2 separate regions of the Homo sapiens genome follow, and region 2 is linked to region 1. The links are chromatin loops, found by intact Hi-C in ENCODE. Cell type or tissue: mammary epithelial cell. All regions are shown on one strand. Each heading gives the region's core, and the rest is flanking DNA. Links, peaks and the distances in the headings are about the cores only. Region 1 overlaps KATNAL1 (katanin catalytic subunit A1 like 1). Region 2 has its middle 9.3 kb from the start of LINC00384.

Evidence for each region. Peaks named below come from ENCODE experiments on the same cell type or tissue, not always from the same donor. Only the 100,000 strongest peaks of a DNase experiment are listed, where the experiment ranks them.
Region 2: it touches region 1 in a loop (2.9-fold over the local background); 2 of 110 quality-filtered maps call a loop at or near these places.

The regions. Positions count from the first base shown.
Region 1 is chr13:30,208,193-30,216,916 of GRCh38, reverse strand. It overlaps KATNAL1 (katanin catalytic subunit A1 like 1), which reads left to right. Exons shown (of 11, transcript NM_032116.5): 10 at 6,475-6,601; 11 at 8,179-8,724. The coding sequence ends at 8,377. Among named protein-coding and RNA genes, the nearest start is that of LINC00385, 59 kb to the right of the region's middle. In mammary epithelial cell, for the core only: no CTCF peak of the experiment used is centred there; no DNase peak of the experiment used is centred there.
Region 2 is chr13:30,139,386-30,148,109 of GRCh38, reverse strand. No RefSeq gene overlaps it. Among named protein-coding and RNA genes, the nearest start is that of LINC00384, 9.3 kb to the left of the region's middle. RefSeq lists an enhancer at 1,656-2,085. In mammary epithelial cell, for the core only: no CTCF peak of the experiment used is centred there; DNase peaks (open chromatin) are centred at 5,179 and 5,539; H3K27ac peaks cover 905 bases.

The DNA.
Region 1 (8,724 bases), core at 713-8,712:
TAGGCCAGGCACAGTGAAACGTTTGATTTACACATACAGTGGTATTCTAATATTGGGTCTGTAAGAATGAAAAGGGGTATTTGTTCATTGTCATTCACTGGCTCTATGTGGAACATTGTGTAATGATGCTCTTATGTTAACATCAGTTCTTACCTGGACATCAGGCGCACATCAGCCTTCTGTATCGGTAGGCACAGGAGCTTCCTCCCCTCACCCCTTTCTCTCCCTACCCCTCCTGCCACCAGCCTGACTGGAGGACTTCTTTGGCTCTAAACCACATGTCGAGCAGGTGTACTCCCTGCGAGCCTGTTGGCTGGGATCAAGGATGGGGGCTCCTGGGATTAGGGAACTGTGGAGGTAGACGTTTTCCAGTCCTGCCCTTTCTGTTTTCTGGTAATCCCAAATCACACCTGCTTGCTGCTTTTGGCACTGCTCTGCTTGGTCTCACTGTGTGTTTGTGGTGTGTGAAACATAACTCAATACAGAAACAGTTCCTAAAATGTTTAGTTTATCCAGTAGCTGGTGAAGCAGACAGCCCTGTTACCCGCTCCAGGAGAAGTGGAGCCTCCCTGGAACTCAGCAGCTCCCAGCGTGTTCCCTCCCAGCATGGTTCCTTCCTGCCCTCTGCTGGGGGTCACCACCTTTCCCTTACAGTGATTTCCTTTTATGGAGATAATGTATTGCTTTTCCATATAATTTCATCACCTAACAATGTATCCCCAAGCAAAGTTTTACCTCCTTTTAAACTTTACATAAATGAAATCATACTGATTGTGTTCATTTGTATCTTGCCTCTTTTGCTCAATGTATTTTAAGATTTATCCATGTTACCACATATATATACCACATATAAGGCTGCCACCTCACATTCATTTTTGTTACTGTGTGGTATTCTGTCATATTCGTTTGCTAGGGCTACCATAACAAATATCAAAGATTGGGTGGCTTAAACAACAGAAGTTAATTTTCTTTTTTTTAAAATTTTATTATTATTATACTTTAAGTTTTAGGGTACATGTGCACAATGGGCAGGTTAGTTACATATGTATACATGTGCCATGCTGGTGTGCTGCACCCATTAACTCGTCATTTAGCATTAGGTGTATCTTCTAATGCTATCCCTCCCCACTCCCCCCACCCCACAACAGTCCCCAGAGTGTGATGTTCCCCTTCCTGTGTCCATGTGTTCTCATTGTTCAATTCCCACCTATGAGTGAGAACATGCGGTGTTTGGTTTTTTGTTCTTGTGATAGTTTACTGAGAATGATGATTTCTAGTTTCATCCATGTCCCTACAAAGGACATGAACTCATCATTTTTTATGGCTGCATAGTATTCCATGGTGTATATGTGCCACATTTTCTTTATCCACATTATCATTGTTGGACATTTGGGTTGGTTCCAAGTCTTTGCTATTGTGAATAATGCCACAATAAACATACGTGTGCATGTGTCTTTATAGCAGCATGATTTATAGTCCTTTGGGTATATACCCACTAATGGGATGGCTGGGTCAAATGGTATTTGTAGTTGTATATCCCTGAGGAATCACCACACTGACTTCCACAATGGTTGAACTAGTTTACGGTCCCATCAACAGTGTAAAAGTGTTCCTATTTCTCCACATCCTCTCCAGCACCTGTTGTTTCCTGACTTTTTAATGATTGCCATTCTAACTGGTGTGAGATGGTATCTCATTGTGGTTTTGATTTGCATTTCTCTGATGGCCAGTGATGATGAGCATTTTTTTCATGTGTTTTTTGGCTGCATAAATGTCTTCTTTTGAGAAGTGTCTGTTCATGTCCTTCGCCCACTTTTTGATGGGGTTGTTTGTTTTTTTCTTGTAAATTTGTTTGAGTTCATTGTAGATTCTGGATATTAGCCCTTTGTCAGATGAGTAGGTTGTGAAAATTTTCTCCCATTTTGTAGGTTGCCTCTTTTCTCTGATGGTAGTTTCTTTTGCTGTGCAGAAGCTCTTTAGTTTAATTAGATCCCATTTGTCAATTTTGTCTTTTGTTGCCATTGCTTTTGGTGTTTTAGACGTGAAGTCCTTGCCCATGCCTATGTCCTGAATGGTAATGCCTAGGTTTTCTTCTAGGGTTTTTATGGTTTTAGGTCTAACGTTTAAGTCTTTAATCCATCTTGAATTAATTTTTGTATAAGGTGTAAGGAAGGGATCCAGTTTCAGCTTTCTACATATGGCTAGCAAGTTTTCCCAGCACCATTTATTAAATAGGGAATCCTTTCCCCATTGCTTGTTTTTCTGAGGTTTGTCAAAGATCAGATAGTTGTAGATATGCGGCATTATTTCTGAGGACTCTGTTCTGTTCCATTGATCTATATCTCTGTTCTGGTACCAGTACCATGCTGTTTTGGTTACTGTAGCCTTGTAGTATAGTTTGAAGTCAGGTAGCTTGATGCCTCCAGCTTTGTTCTTTTGGCTTAGGATTGACTTGGCGACGTGGGCTCTTTTTTGGTTCCATATGAACTTTAAAGTAGTTTTTTCCAATTCTGTGAAGAAAGTCATTGGTAGCTTGATGGGGATGGCATTAAATCTATAAATTACCTTGGGCAGTATGGCCATTTTCACGATATTGATTCTTCCTACCCATGAGCATGGAATGTTCTTCCATTTCTTTGTATCCTCTTTTATTTCATTGAGGAGTGGTTTGTAGTTCTTCTTGAAGAGGTCCTTCATGTCCCTTGTAAGTTGGATTCCTAGGTATTTTATTCTCTTTGAAGCAATTGTGAATGGGAGTTCACTCATGATTTGGCTCTGTTTGTCTGTTATTGGTGTATAAGAATGCTTGTGATTTTTGTACATTGATTTTGTATCCTGAGACTTTGCTGAAGTTGCTTATCAGCTTAAGGAGATTTTGGGCTGAGACGATGGGGTTTTCTAGATATACAGTCATGTCATCTGCAAACAGGGACAATTTGACTTCCTCTTTTCCTAATTGAATACCCTTTATTTCCTTCTCCTGCCTAATTGCCCTGGCCAGAACTTCCAACACTATGTTGAATAGGAGTGGTGAGAGAGGGCATCCCTGTCTTGTGCCCGTTTTCAAAGGGAATGCTTCCAGTTTTTGCCCATTCAATATGATATTGGCTGTGAGTTTGTCATAGGTAGCTCTTATTATTTTGAGATACGTCCCATCAATACCTAATTTATTGAGAGTTTTTAGCATGAAGGGTTGTTGAATTTTGTCAAAGGCCTTTTCTGCATCTATTGAGATAATCATGTGGTTTTTGTCTATGGTTCTGTTTATATGCTGGATTACATTTATTGATTTGTGTATGTTGAACCAGCCTTGCATCCCAGGGTTGAAGCCCATTTGATCATGGTGGATAAGCTTTTAGATGTGCTGCTGGATTCGGTTTGCCAGTATTTTATTGAGGATTTTTGCATCAATGTTCATCAAGGATATTGGTCTAAAATTCTCTTTTTTGGGTGTGTCTCTGCCCGGCTTTGGTATCAGGATGATGCTGGCCTCATAAAATGAGTTAGGGAGGATTCCCTCTTTTTCTATTGATTGGAATAGTTTCAGAAGGAATGGTACCAGTTCCTCCTTGTACCTCTGGTGGAATTCGGCTATGAATCCATCTGGTCCTGGACTCTTTTTGGTTGGTAAGCTATTGATTATTGCCACAATTTCAGCTCCTGTTATTGGTCTATTCAGAGATTCAACTTCTTCCTGGTTTAGTCTTGGGAGGGTGTATGTGTCGAGGAATTTATCCATTTCTTCTAGATTTTCTAGTTTATTTGCGTAGAGGTGTTTGTAGTATTCTCTGATGGTAGTTTGTATTTTCTCATAGTACCGGAAGCTAGAAGTACAAGACCAAGGTGTAGGCAGGGTGGTTGCACTCTGGGGCCTCTCTCCTTGGCCTATAGGTGGCCATCTTGTCCCGGCGTCTTCATGTGGTCTTCCCCTTAGGGGTTTTTGTGTCCTAACCGCTTCTTCTTATAAGGACACCAGTCATGTTGGATTAGAGCCCACCCATATGACCTCATTTTACCTTAATTACCTCTCCTGTCTCTAAATACAGTCACATTCTGAAGTACTGGGGGTTAGGAGTTGCCTAAAAATTTTGAGGGACATGGTTTAACCCATACCATCTATTATGTGATTATATCAAAATGTATCCATCATATTGTTTGGTGGACATTTTAATTATTTCTTGTTTTAGGCTATTATGAACAGTGCTACTGTGAACATTTTCATACATGTATAGTGGTAAGAATGCCAGAATGGAGCATTCCATCCTAGGAGTGAATTGCTAGGTAGTGCCGCACAGCTGCAGTATTAATAGATGAATTCAATATGTTTTCCAAAGTGCTTGTGTTGCAGGATCCTTGGTGGCACCTTTGCTGGAGTTTTGCTTGAGCCCAGCGTTCTGACCACTGGGCCTGGCAGGCTGAGCTCGGCTGGAGCTACTGGCCCTGATCCCACGCCGGCCAAGGGCAAGCCAGGCACAGAGTGGTGAGGGGTGCATGAGCAAGCAAGCACCAGGGTCCGGCCACTGTGCATTGCCAGGCACGCTGGCTATTGGGTAGTCTGACTTTTTCTTGCTGATTTTTAGAAATTCCTTAAATATTCTTGATACAAGTCTTTGGTTGCTTATATATGTTACAAATATCTTCTCAAACTCTGTAACTTATCTGTTTTCACTGTGTCGACAGTATCTTTTGATGAATAGAAGTTCCTCATTTTAATGTGGTCAGTTTATCAATCTTTTCCTTGTTGATTTTTTTTGAATATATGTCTTGAGAATACTTCCCTGAGGTCATTGAGATATTCTTCTCTGTTATAAAATACTTACAACTTTGCATTTAGATGTAATATATCTGGCACTGATTTTTGTGCACAGTATGATGTAGGACCTGATTTCATTTTTTTCCCTGTGGATAGTCAGCTGTTCTTACATCATTAATTGAAAAGACACTCCTTCCCCTCACGGCCTGAACCACCTCTGTCATAAATTCAGTGTCTGTAATTATGCTTCGGTCTGCTGCTGGGCACCCCGTTCTGTACTATTGATCTATTTGTCTATTTCCACAAGAGGGTCACACTGCTTTGAGTCCTATACCTTTGTAGTAAGTCTTAAAATCTGATAGAGCATTTCTTTCCACTTTGCTGTTGCTCTTCCAGAGCATCTTGGCTGTTCTTGGTTCTTTCCATTTCTGTGAACATTTTGGTATCTGCCCGTTAGTTTTTACAGATAGACCTTTTAGGAGGATCTTTATTGGAATGCTTTGGCTGTATAAGATCAATTGGGGGAGAATTGTCAATTTCATGAAAGACAAAACAAAATGAACCAAAAAGTAAACACTGGGGAACTGTTTTAGATGAAAGAAGGTGAATGAGACATAGTAACTGACTGCAATGTGTTATGGTTTGTAAAAGTTATAAAGGCTTGGGACAAATAGGGAAACTTTGCTTTGAATTGTGTATTAGACACTAATATTCCAGTATTAAATCTCCTGATAAGGGTGAGAAATGCTATGTCTACCTTTTTTCTTAGGAGATACATGCTGGGGAATTTAAGGTGAAGTGTTGTGATGCCTGCAGCTAGCGCTCAATTCAAAAAGTTGAGGGAGGAGAGATGACGAGCCAGCTAGAGTGATAATGGCAAAATGTTAGCAATTGGTGAATCTCAGTGAAAGGGAAATGGGTATTCATTGATTTTCTTTTCCTGTATATATGGCATTTTTCAAAATAAAAGTAGAAGAAAATTAAATTTCATTTTGTATCTCAGGAAATAGTAGAGCGCCAGATAAACTAGTAATGCATTATCTTAGTGTGCTGTGCTAAGCAGATTTGCCACTAAAAGCACTAGTGAAATGGCAAGCATGATTGGTTATTTTAAAAATTCTCTAGTATGTTTGAACTTATTCAGTTCACATTTAAATCATACTGGAACAGCAAATGTCTGTGGGCTGGCTCTCCAAGTAAAAAATACATTAATGAGCTTTTTGTGCCAATTACTGATTTTCAGGAAATGTTCTTTAAACTACTGATAAGAGTTCTGGAGATCCATGTCATACTAACAGGTGAGCAAAGTAATTCATAGGAGTTACACTTGATGCAGTGTAATTTTGTAACACCAGGCTAAGTATTTTTTTTTTGAGAAGCATTTCCGGTGCTTGAAAACTGATATTTATATTTTTCATGAAGAATCTCAGATTCTTTGTTCTCATAGTAGGTATCTTCACAGTCTTTAAAGAAAACCTAGGTGGTTTTTGGTGTTTTTTTTTTTTTTTTTTTTCAATTTTTAGTTACTGCAACAGAGGCACATAGGAATTTAAATGATTCCATGAGTCATGCAGTGAATTGGTAATAATACTAATGGACACACAGTTATTGACTCTTCTTTGCATTGGCCTCATTTTTCCCCCAAATGTTAATATGTCATTTCTCAGCAAAATTATTTGTAAAGTAAAACATCTAACAACACCACCAAAATCTTGTAACAGCAAAAGGAAGAGCTGAGCTTCTGAAGATCAACCTTCGTGAGGTCGAATTAGATCCTGATATTCAACTGGAAGATATAGCCGAGAAGATTGAGGGCTATTCTGGTGCTGACATCACTAATGTTTGCAGGTATTTTTTTAATGATCTGTGATTTTAGACATTAGTTATAGACTTCGCAGGAGGACTGGTCTTAAAGTCAATGTAGTTAGCCCAGTGTAGTTAGACATGAAAGCAGCTACCCATTTCTTTAAAATGGTTTCCCATTTGTCCCTTTTTTTTTACATATAACTTTATTTTTCATTGTGAGATGAAAATTATATAGCAGTGGTCGTTGATGTTTTTGATCTTTGGATTTTTAAGAAATTGTTGTGTCGGTGGCTTACGCCTCTAATCCCAGCACTTTGGGAGGCCGAGGCGGGTGGATCACGAGGTCAGGAGATCGAGACCATCCTGGCTAACACGGTGAAACCCCGCCTCTACTAAAAAATACAAAAAATTAGCCAGGTGTGGTGGCGGACACCTGTAGTTCCAGCTACTCGGGAGGCTGAGGCAGGAGAATGGCATGAACCCGGGAGGTGGAGCTTGCAGTGAGCCGAGATCGCGCCACTGCACTCCAACCTGGGCAACAGAGCGAGACTCTGTCTCAAAAAAGAAAAAAAAAGAAATTATTGTGTCTAACTCGATAATAATGACTTTGACAACCTAAGATTAGTTTAGCTTTGTGTTGGAGCCTTTCTGCATCAACCTAAAGTAATATTATTTAGTTTTTGTTGGCATTATTTAAACACATGCAAATGAGCAAAAATGATCAGCGTAAGCTGGGGAAGATACACGTTTAAAATTTTTTCAGTTTAGCGACATCATAAGTTTTAGACAGTTCCTGTCACTGCAGTTATTTTTTTTCTTATTTTTCTAACTGCACTTAAATTGACTTTAGTAGCCTTTCTTTAAAGCCACAGCATCTGTTTTTCTCACCTTTTCTGCTCGCATTTTTCCCATGTGCATCCAAGTTTAGTGGCATACAATAAGGTTGCAATAGTTCCTACTGCTACTATAGCAAAATATTTAAGAACTTGACATTTTTGTTGGCTTGGCCTTCCTAATAGCTTTTTTGTGATTATGAATTATCCTTTTCTTCCAGACCTTCATATTTATTTATAGTTGGTCAAAGAGAGCTGCACATGGGATCAAGAGAAGCCAGAGTTTATGCCTTCAGTTGCCTACAAATACTCCATGTAGGGAATTCCATGTCCACTATATGTGGATATTCATGTTTCAGAGGGAGTGATTCGTGTCTTTATTCCTCTATTTAGGCTGTAGACAAACTGGTCTGTGGTTTGAATTATCTTAACATTAGCCATATGTTCATTTCCAAGTGTACAATTCAGTATTTCAAAATTTGACTTCAGTTTCCTAAACTTCTTGGCTGTCTTTGAGGAGCAAGTGGAGAAAAGAAAATTCAGTACTATTCGAGCTTAACTTAGACTTTTAGGGTTCGTTAACTATACATTTCATGTTTTTGGTTGTTTGCATCCTGTCTTAACTTCTGCTGAACCCCCAGGATGTTTCTTAAGTGGAAAATTCTAAGAAGCCTCATAAAAACATATAAAATAATCTTTTGATTTTTTTTTCATAACTTTGTTACAATTGAAAGTGTTTAAAACATGTGCAAAAATTACTGTTGACTGATTTTGGTATATTTTTAGGGATGCCTCTTTAATGGCAATGAGACGGCGTATCAATGGCTTAAGTCCAGAAGAAATCCGTGCACTTTCTAAAGAGGAACTTCAGATGCCTGTTACCAAAGGAGACTTTGAATTGGCCCTAAAGAAAATTGCTAAGTCTGTCTCTGCTGCAGACTTGGAGAAGTATGAAAAATGGATGGTTGAATTTGGATCTGCTTGAATTTCTGTCAGCTCTTTAATTTCTGGTATTTTTGTTGATAAAATACGAAGAAATTCCTGCAATTTTTAAAAAACAAGTTTGGAATTTTTTTCAGTGGAGTGGTTTTCGCTTAAAGGAAAAAAAAATCTAAAACTGCGAAGAATACTAAATGTAGTTGAGAAATAATTGATGGCGAGAGTTTGCTAGTCTCCCTCCCCGGCTTTGTGCTGGTATTCCACGTATTCCTGCATTAATATTGCACACCCAAACCAGTCTATCAGGGAGGCTGAAGCAAGGGCGCAGTGTGATATTTTAGGAATACAGAAGATTTAGAAATACCCCTATTTCTCATTTGCAGTTTTTTTTTC
Region 2 (8,724 bases), core at 707-8,706, 69 kb after region 1:
GAAAGTACCAAATCAAGGGGTTTGCAGGGCTGTGCTCTCTTGAGGGCTCTGGGGGAGAATCTGTTTGCTGCCCCTCTCTTGGCTGCTGGAGTGTCTGGCAATCTCTGGGGTTTCTTGGCTCACAGCTGGGCAACTCCAACCCCCCATCTTCACAAGGCATTTTCATGTGTGTGTTTTCACAAGGCCATCTTTTTATCAGGACATGAGTTGCCCTGGACTAAAAGCCCACCCTACTCCAGTATGACCATATTTTAATTTAACTCGTCATATCTGCAATGACCCTATTTCCAGATAAGGTCACACTCAGAGGTAGCGGGGATTAGGACTTCAACATATCCATTTTGGGAGGCACAGTGTACTCTCTAACAGATGTAATAATAGTTTAAAATCAAGATGGAACATAAAACAAAGGGGAAGTAACTTTGACTTACAGCTGGATGGATGTCACACAACCCCTAAGGGAAAGGCATGAGAGGTGGTTTCTTCCTTGGACTTTGCAAACACAAGTGCCAGCCCAAGGCTCCCCAGGGCCCTCTAGGGGAGTCCTGCTCAGAGCCAGGCCCTAGAAAGACTTCCTCAAGTGCCTCAAACCTCCCAGTTCTGCAACATCTGCTTGGGTTAAATTTGATGTATTGGCCATTAGCCGCCTCCCCAATGACCCCCTCCCCATGCCACCCCCTAAAAGTAACCCAAAACAAAACAACAACCTTATGATGGCCAGGATGGCTGTATAAACGAGTTTGAAGAGAAGAAAGAGGGTGACACACAGAGATTTCTCAAGAGCAGAAGGGAGGCAGAGACAGGCTGACTTATTGTTGGTGATAGAAATTCATCTTATTAAGGAGTAATGAACGGTTTTGCTTGGGAATTAATCACCAAAGCCTTCTCCCTGGAGTAAGAAGAAATAGAAAATGCCAGAATAAAGGCGTGCTGGAGAGGCTGTGATGGCAGCTCTAGCAGAGGCTCCTGATGGGGGCTGCACACTGAAATCATGTAGGGGGGATTTTAAAAAGACCCATGTTCAGCTACGCCCCAGACTGATGACAGCAGAATTTCTGGGGTGGGACTCAGGTATCTGTACTTTTCTAAAGCTTCCTAGGTGATGCCAATGTGAGGCCCGGGTTGAGAACCACTGAGCTAGAGGGTCGCATCTAGCTCCTTGACCTTCTCCACCGTGAGGCAGGGGCAGGTGGTAAGAGCAGCCCATCTGCCTGTCACCCTGCCGAGCCTTCCGTGTATTTCCTGCTCAGCTGGCATCAGCCAAGTGGACACTTCTTTCTGGGGTCTTTCATTTCTTAGCCCTGTTTCCTCTCCTCTGGTGTTGGGGTGAAATGAGAGATTCTGGAAACTTTGGTGAGATCATTTTGAGTGTCTCTTCTATATAGAAAGACCTATACCAACTGTAAAAACAAATTTTTTTTTGAGACAAGGTCTTGCTCTGTTACCCAGGCTGGAGTGCAGTGGCATGATCATAGCTCACTGCAACCTCAACCTTCCGGGCTCAAGTGATCCCTCCATCTCAGCCTCCTGAGTAAGTGGGACAGTGGGACTACAGGCTTGTGCCACCATGCCCAGCTTTTTTTTTTTTTTTTTTTTTTTTTTTTTTTTTTTTTTTTTTTAGACACGGGGTCTTGCTGTGTTGCAAAGCAGCTCTTGAACTCCTAGGCTCAAGTGATCTTCCTGTCTTGGCCTCCCAAAGTGTTGGGGTTGCAGGCATGAGCCACCATGCCCAGCCTAAAAACAGACTTCTACTGCAAATAAATTGGTACAGCAGCCTTTCCTGAGCCTTAAAGCATTCCAGTTCCCAGAGGGTAGGGGTTCAGCATGATATGAGACACAGTGAGGCCCAGGTGTGGGTGAGTGTCTGTTTCATTCCTTACTTGGTGATAAACACAGTTGAAAGCTTGATGGTTTCTGTTCATATCAAAATGTCCTCGGGTCAAAACAAGAGTAAAGCGAGTGTGTCGGAATGTCCCTGGTAACAAAATGACTGTGTCAAATTGACGAGAATCCTCTTGAGAGAGGCCTAGGGGACAACTGGAGGCCTGAGTCGGAAACAGCCTCTGCCAGGGGGCCGCTCAAATCCATATCCTTCTGCTGCTGCATAGACCAAGCTTGTTCCCTGCGATCTACCTGTTCTCGCTTGAGTCTATAGCCACATTGAGATAAATTGCACAATGGATGCTGATCGGGGGGATGTTTTGAGAGCTGGGTCCATGCCAACAACTCCAGAGTAAACTGAAGGCAGCCAGCTGGGTGGGCACAAGCCTTCGTAAACCAGATCAGCTGTGGCTGCAACAGAGTCTCTAGGGGTCATGAGCAGCCTCATTCATACCAAGGAAAACCTCGGGCCACATCTGGGCAGAGGTTCTCCCCAGACCCCCCACGGCCCCCGTAATGACAAATACTTTTTGTCATTTGTAACTTTCCTTTATTTTCCTGAAATAGATTTTTAAAAAATCCTTATATTACTCTAACATTAATATAAATAGAAACTATAAGGAAAGGAATTGATAATAATACATTCCACTTAAAAAAATATAAAGGCTCAGGCATGTCTAACCAGACAACCTAACAAGGAGCTCAGAAGCTTGGACATACGTGTAAAGTCACTATGAATGGGACCACAAATGCAGACTGAACTTTTCCAATCACAAGTCGGATGCCATGAGCGGAGCCGCTGTTGACATGTATTTCTGAAATTGTGAACAGCTCTTGGGAGGGTTCTGAAATAAACTTGGTAGTTGCACTTCTGAAAATTTCAGTTTATATTTAAACAGTTCAAAAATGCTTCGTGTTTTTATGTAAAATGCAGTTTGTTTCTAAGCTTAGATGATTGTAAACATCAATATCCCAAGGACTCGAGAAAACTCTTCATTGTGTGGGTGGTCCCTCACGTTTCAGGACGTCTAGTGTCCCTGGTGACATTCCTGCATTATGGCTTCTAGAAATGTCTCCTTCCCCAAATGGTAGTTCTGTCCCCGCTGGGAATCAACTTACATGGATGGTGAGTCTTTGCTTCCTAAACCTCAGTCTGGCGAAGAGCTTGGTGCTCGACCTTCATTTCACCTTCTTTTCTTCTTCCTCTTCTTCCTTTTCTCAGAGGGCACCAGCAGCTCTCTGGCTTTCTTGGGGGTGGTCAGCTCTTCACTCATGGTGGTCTCCTCACTTCCCTTCCCTGCTGCAGTGGAGAAGGCTACTTTCTCTTCCAATGACCACTGATTTTTATTTGATTACCAGAAGACAGCAGATCTTGTCTTGAAAATCTTGGACCAGTTCCCCAATGCTGTGCTAGACAACTTGTGAGTGGCACTCCCAGATGTCACAACCAACAATCTCCTGAACACCTTCTCCTTCCAACTCAGCAATTACTGTTAGTTCTACTATCCTTAGGTCTAGCAGTGTAGAAGTGTTCTTCCCCTAATTTCTCTGAAATAGACTAAATAGTGGACATGAAATTTCTGCGTGTATAAGAATGACCTAGAAAGTGTGCATGAATTTCAGATTCTCAGGGCTTGCCCCCAGAGATGTGAATCCAGTGAGTGTGGGAGCCTGCATTTTTAACAAGCAGCTCCAGCCTGCACTTTTTGAGACACTGTCTGGTTCTGCAGATGGGTGTGGAGGTGATAAGGTCTTCATCAAAATAGACTGGGAGGGGTCCACCCCGGTAATTAGGGACTCCAAAGTGGATATCCACTTAGGGTCTTGCACCTTGTCTGGGACACTAATACACATGTATATGGCACGGGGGGTGGTGGAGGTCTGTGGCACAGACTTCTATGCATTCTCCCCTCCTTTTAGAACTTACCTCAGTTTTTTGCTGGGCACAAGACAGTCTGCCTGTATTAAAGACTACATTGTCCAGACTCCCTTTCAGCTAGGCATGGCCATGTGACAGAATTGTGGCCAATGGAATGTAAGCAGAAGTGGTGGCTACAACTTCCAGGAAGTGGAAGTTTAAGAAGAGGGGCTGTGCCCTTTTATTTCCTTTCTCTTTCCTACTTGCAGGAATAGGGTGTAGATACCCTAGGAGACCTCAGGAACAGAAGACACAGAAGATCTGCTGGATGGAAGCAGCCTGGGTCCCTGGCTCTGCAGTCTCCATAACTGCCTGGGATGTACTGACCAACTCCAGCCTTTGAGGGAATATTAGAGAGACAAAGACTTCCATCTTGTTTAAGCCACTGCTATTTTGTTTTGATTTTTTCAGTGACTCATAGTTGAAGCCAAAGTTTCCTAATACTTTGTCTCAGCTGAAAATGAACCAGCGCTCGGCTTAGGATTTAGCTGTCAGGAGAGCTGCCCAAAGGGTCTGAAGTTCCTTCTGGGCAATTGCTTCCCTTAAAGGAAGAACGCGGTCTCTCCCCACCCTGCACCCCATAGGAAGAGTGTCTGTGGCCATCAGTTCCCTGGCCACATTTCTTCTCTGTCCCTGCCTTTCCCACAGTTCACACACCCTAAGATTGAGTCTGGGGTCAGGTGGCTGGGGGTGATGGTGGAGGTCTAGATAAGCAAACCAGGCAGAAGAAAGGGGAGGGGTGTCAGGTGCTTCTGGCATTGGCTCAGGATCTGAAGACTTTGATGCATCAGCGGGGCCCAAGCTTCCGGTGAAAATGGGGTGCCCTTCCCAGATCCAAGGAGGGCCCCAGTGCCCCTGACACTCCCTTGGAGTAGCCTCAGGACAGCAGCCACTGCTTGCCAGGAGCTCACAGCCTCAGGAACACCAGCAACAGCAGGAGCACAGGAGTGGGAGGAGTCCCAGTGGGCAGCTTGGGGTGCTCCTGAGGGCACCTCACACATCCTTAGAGACCCTGAGAAGTAAGCCAGGGAGGCCATTCCAGGCCCTGCAAAACATCAGATGGAGCCGGGGCAGGAGGGACACCCAATCTCAGGGACGTGGCTTGGGGAATGCAGGCCCCTTGAGAAGCCTTGCTGGGTCTGTGTACAAGCTGGTCTGCCAGGCCACATGTGGACACCCCCCTGTGGAGGACGCGCCCCGCCAAGCTCTGCTCCAGCCACCTTCCCCCGCCCACTGCACACTTCCCCGGCCGCTGTCTGGTCTGAAGGACGTGTCTGTTTATAAGAGGCTCTGCTTGCCCTGGAGGTTCAGAGCATGCTTTTCCTTTTCCCTCTGCATGTGCGCACACCTCCGGCAGAAGCAGAGAAAAGGGCTTAATGACTCATGGAGACACATGCTTGGCAGCTTCTTCTGTTTCTTTTCATGTGCCAAACAAGACACCCATGGAAATGGCCCTGTGGTTTTTGAATGGAGGCCCTATAAAATCACAACATCTGATATTCCTGATCTAGGGACTTGCAGGAATCCTGAAGCTGAATTCCAGAGCAAGGTTTCAAAGAAAGCCTGCAGGAAGAGGCAGCTGTGACGGGGCTTGGCAAGCAGGCTGGACTGGTAGCACTTTTGTGGCTCCCTGTCAAGGGCGGTGGGGTTGGATGATGCCCTCTGGGACAGAGTTGAGGGTTGGAGCATTCTCTGAATATTTCAGGAAATCACCGACTGTGACCTCACGGCTCTTTGGCTGTGTGTTTTCATTAAGCTTAACCTGTGTCTGGACTGATGGAGAAACTTGTGGATTCCCCAGCAGAATACTCAGCTGGGGTTTTAGACCACAGGAAGCTATTTTCATGGTTAGAAAAAAAGGATCTGGGGCTGGGTGTTGGTGGCTCATGCTTGTAATCTCAGTACTTTGGGAGGCTGAGGCAGGAGGATCACTTGAAGCTGGAAGTTCAAGACCAGCCTGGGCAACATAGTGAGACCCTGTCTCTACAAAAAATTTTTAAAGATTAGCTGGGCGTGGTAGTGTGCACCTGCAGTCCTAGCTACTTGAGAGACTAAGGCAGGAGGACTGCTTGAGCCCAGGAGGTTGAGGCTGCTGTGAGCTATAATTGAGCCATGGCACTCCAGCCTGGGTGACAGAGCAACACCCTGTCTCTAAAAAAGAAAAAAAAATGCATAGCTGGTACCATCCTCCTGAGCCTTTCCTATCATATGTAGAGATCTCCTGGCAGCCCCTCGTGAGAGCTGTTCTTTCCTCTCAGAACTGTCTTTTCTGGACTAAAATGTCCAGGAGCTGCTTCCAGGTTGCCTGGGATACCAAATGGCTTAATAACCCTGATGAGGCTGAGAGAGTATAAAACGATGATCAAAAGGAGCATCTGCCCTCGAGATGTCCTCTGAGCTTGGCAGAAGATTTCATGTTTGAGCAAGTGAATCATCTGACCTGCGAGCCACCCTCTAAAAGCCAGGGTGTGAAAGAAATCAGGCCAGGTCAGAGAAATCAGGCTGCGGGCAAATGGGGATGCTAATAAAAATAGGAAACGTGACATTCCACTGTACCTGTGCTCTTATTCATAAATCCGAGTGCCTCCAGAACTGTGAGATGTTCAGGTGTTTGGAACACATGGAGCCCCCCCTTTCCGTTCCCCCCACACATGTCCGGTAATTTATCTACACATCTGACTATGCAGACCAAAGGAAAAGACCATCTCGGTCTAGCAATGACAAGGTGCAGAACACCTTACTCAGGCAAAACACCTTCCCTCTCTGGTTCTCAGTCTCTTCAGGTGAAAATGAGGGGGTCTGACTGGCTGTTCTGTGGGTTTCCTTTCAGTTCTCAATGCTTTATGACTCCAAGATTTTTTTCAGATCAATTTCTTGAGACAATCAAATATTGACTAAGGCAGGCGCAATGATAAGCACTGGAGATACACGGTGAATACGACGGTATCCCAGCTTCAGAGCCCAGTGGGTAACACAGGTGCAGAAGTCAATTCTTAGAACCCAGTGAGGTGAAGGAGACCAGAGTGACAGGCAAGTTGCTTATGGGCGCACAGAAGAGGGTGTTCTGCTGAGTGTTCAGGGCAGGACGTGGGTGCTGCGTCTGGAGGGTGGGTAGCAGGCCTCCTGCAGGTGGTCACGAGCTCCGACAGGGGATGGGAAGTGGGGGTCTGCACATTGTTCATTACGAAAGAGGAACGAGGACATTCCAGGACCTGAGGCTGAGTGGTGAGGGACCTTGTGGCACGATCAGATTTGTATTCTCAGGTCATCATGTGGGCAGCGTGGAGGCTGTTTTTTTTTTTTTTTTTTTTTTTTTTTTTTTTTTAAGACGGAGTCTCGCTCTGTTGCCCAGGCTGGAGTGCAGTGGCGCCATCTTGGCTCACTGCAAGCTCCGCCTCCCGGGTTCACGCCATTCTCCTGCCTCAGCCTCCCGAGTAGCTGGGACTACAGGCGGCCGCCACCACACCTGGCAAATTTTTTGTATTTTTAGTAGAGACAGGGTTTCACTGTGTTAGCCAGGATGATCTCGATCTCCTGACCTCGTGATCCGCCTGCCTCGGCCTCCCAAAGTCCTGGGATTACAGGTGTGAACCACCACGCCCGGCCGAGGCTGTTTTGGAGGAAGCAAGACTGAGAGCTTGGAGACCAGATAGCAGATTGTTACTGTAATCCGTGTGGAAGCAAGTAATAGCCTGTGCTAAGGAGGTGACGTAGAAGGAGGTGCGGGAGGAGGATGCAGCTGTGGGAGGAGGTGGGGTCTACAGGGCTTGGGTGGTTGATGGGATCTGGTGAGCGGGTGAAGCGCAGGAGTCAGGATGAGGCCTGGAGTTTAGACGACCAGCTGGACAGCGTAGCCATTGGCCTGGAGAAGGAAGAGAGAGGAAGAGCAGATTCCGGTATTGGGGTGGGTAGCTTACCTGTGCATTTGGGATCTGCTGTGATGAGGGTGACTGGAGGGCGCCCGGGTAAATGGATGTGTCCAACAGAGAGCTCAGGACATGCGCCTGTGCATTGGGAGACCGATGGGACCAAGACACAGACTTGGGGGTTGGCAGCACACAGTAGGCTGCATAGAGATGAAACTGCCTGAGGAAAGTGTGTGGAGGGAGAGGAAGGCACCCCCAGGCTGGGTCCTGGGGGTGTCAAGGTTTGGAGATAAACACTGGAGGTGACAGATACCCTAAACACCCCGACATGATCATCACACAGTCTAGGCATCCATCAAAACAGCACACGTACCCCATAAATACATGCACTTATTGTGTATCAATAAAAAAGATTCGCAGAGCAGAATGAGTAAGGATAGTTAACAAAGGAGACCCTCTCAGCCTAGAGGAGGACGGGGACCCAGGTATGACATGAAACCCAAGGGCCACAGTTGAGAGGGAGAGCGGCCGGACATCAAGCAGCACTGAGAAGATTCGGCAGAAGCAGCGGAATTGAGCGATGGACCAACACCATTCACCACCTCAGAGGGTGGAAGAGAGTCTCTGAGAGGAGGAAAGAGAAGAGAGAGTGCCCATGCTGTCCCCACTTTTTTAAGAGTTAGCAACAGTGTATTGTACATTGTATTTGTTTTTTTTTTCTTTTATTTTAAGTTCTGGGATACATGTGCAAAATGTGCAGGTTTGTTACATAGGTATACATGTGCCCTGGTGGTTTGCTGCACCTTTCAACCCCTCATCTAGGTTTTGAGTCCTGCACGCATTAGGTATTTGTCCTAATGCTTTCCCTCCCCTTGCCCCCCACCCCCCGATAGGCCCTAGTGTGTGATGTTCCCCTCCCTGTGTCCATGTGTTCTGATTGTTCAACTCCCACTTATGAGTGAGAACATACGGTGTTTGGTTTTCTGTTCCTGTGTTAGTTTGCTGAGAATGATGGCTTCCAGCTTCTCCATGTCCCTGCAAAGGACATTATCTCATTCT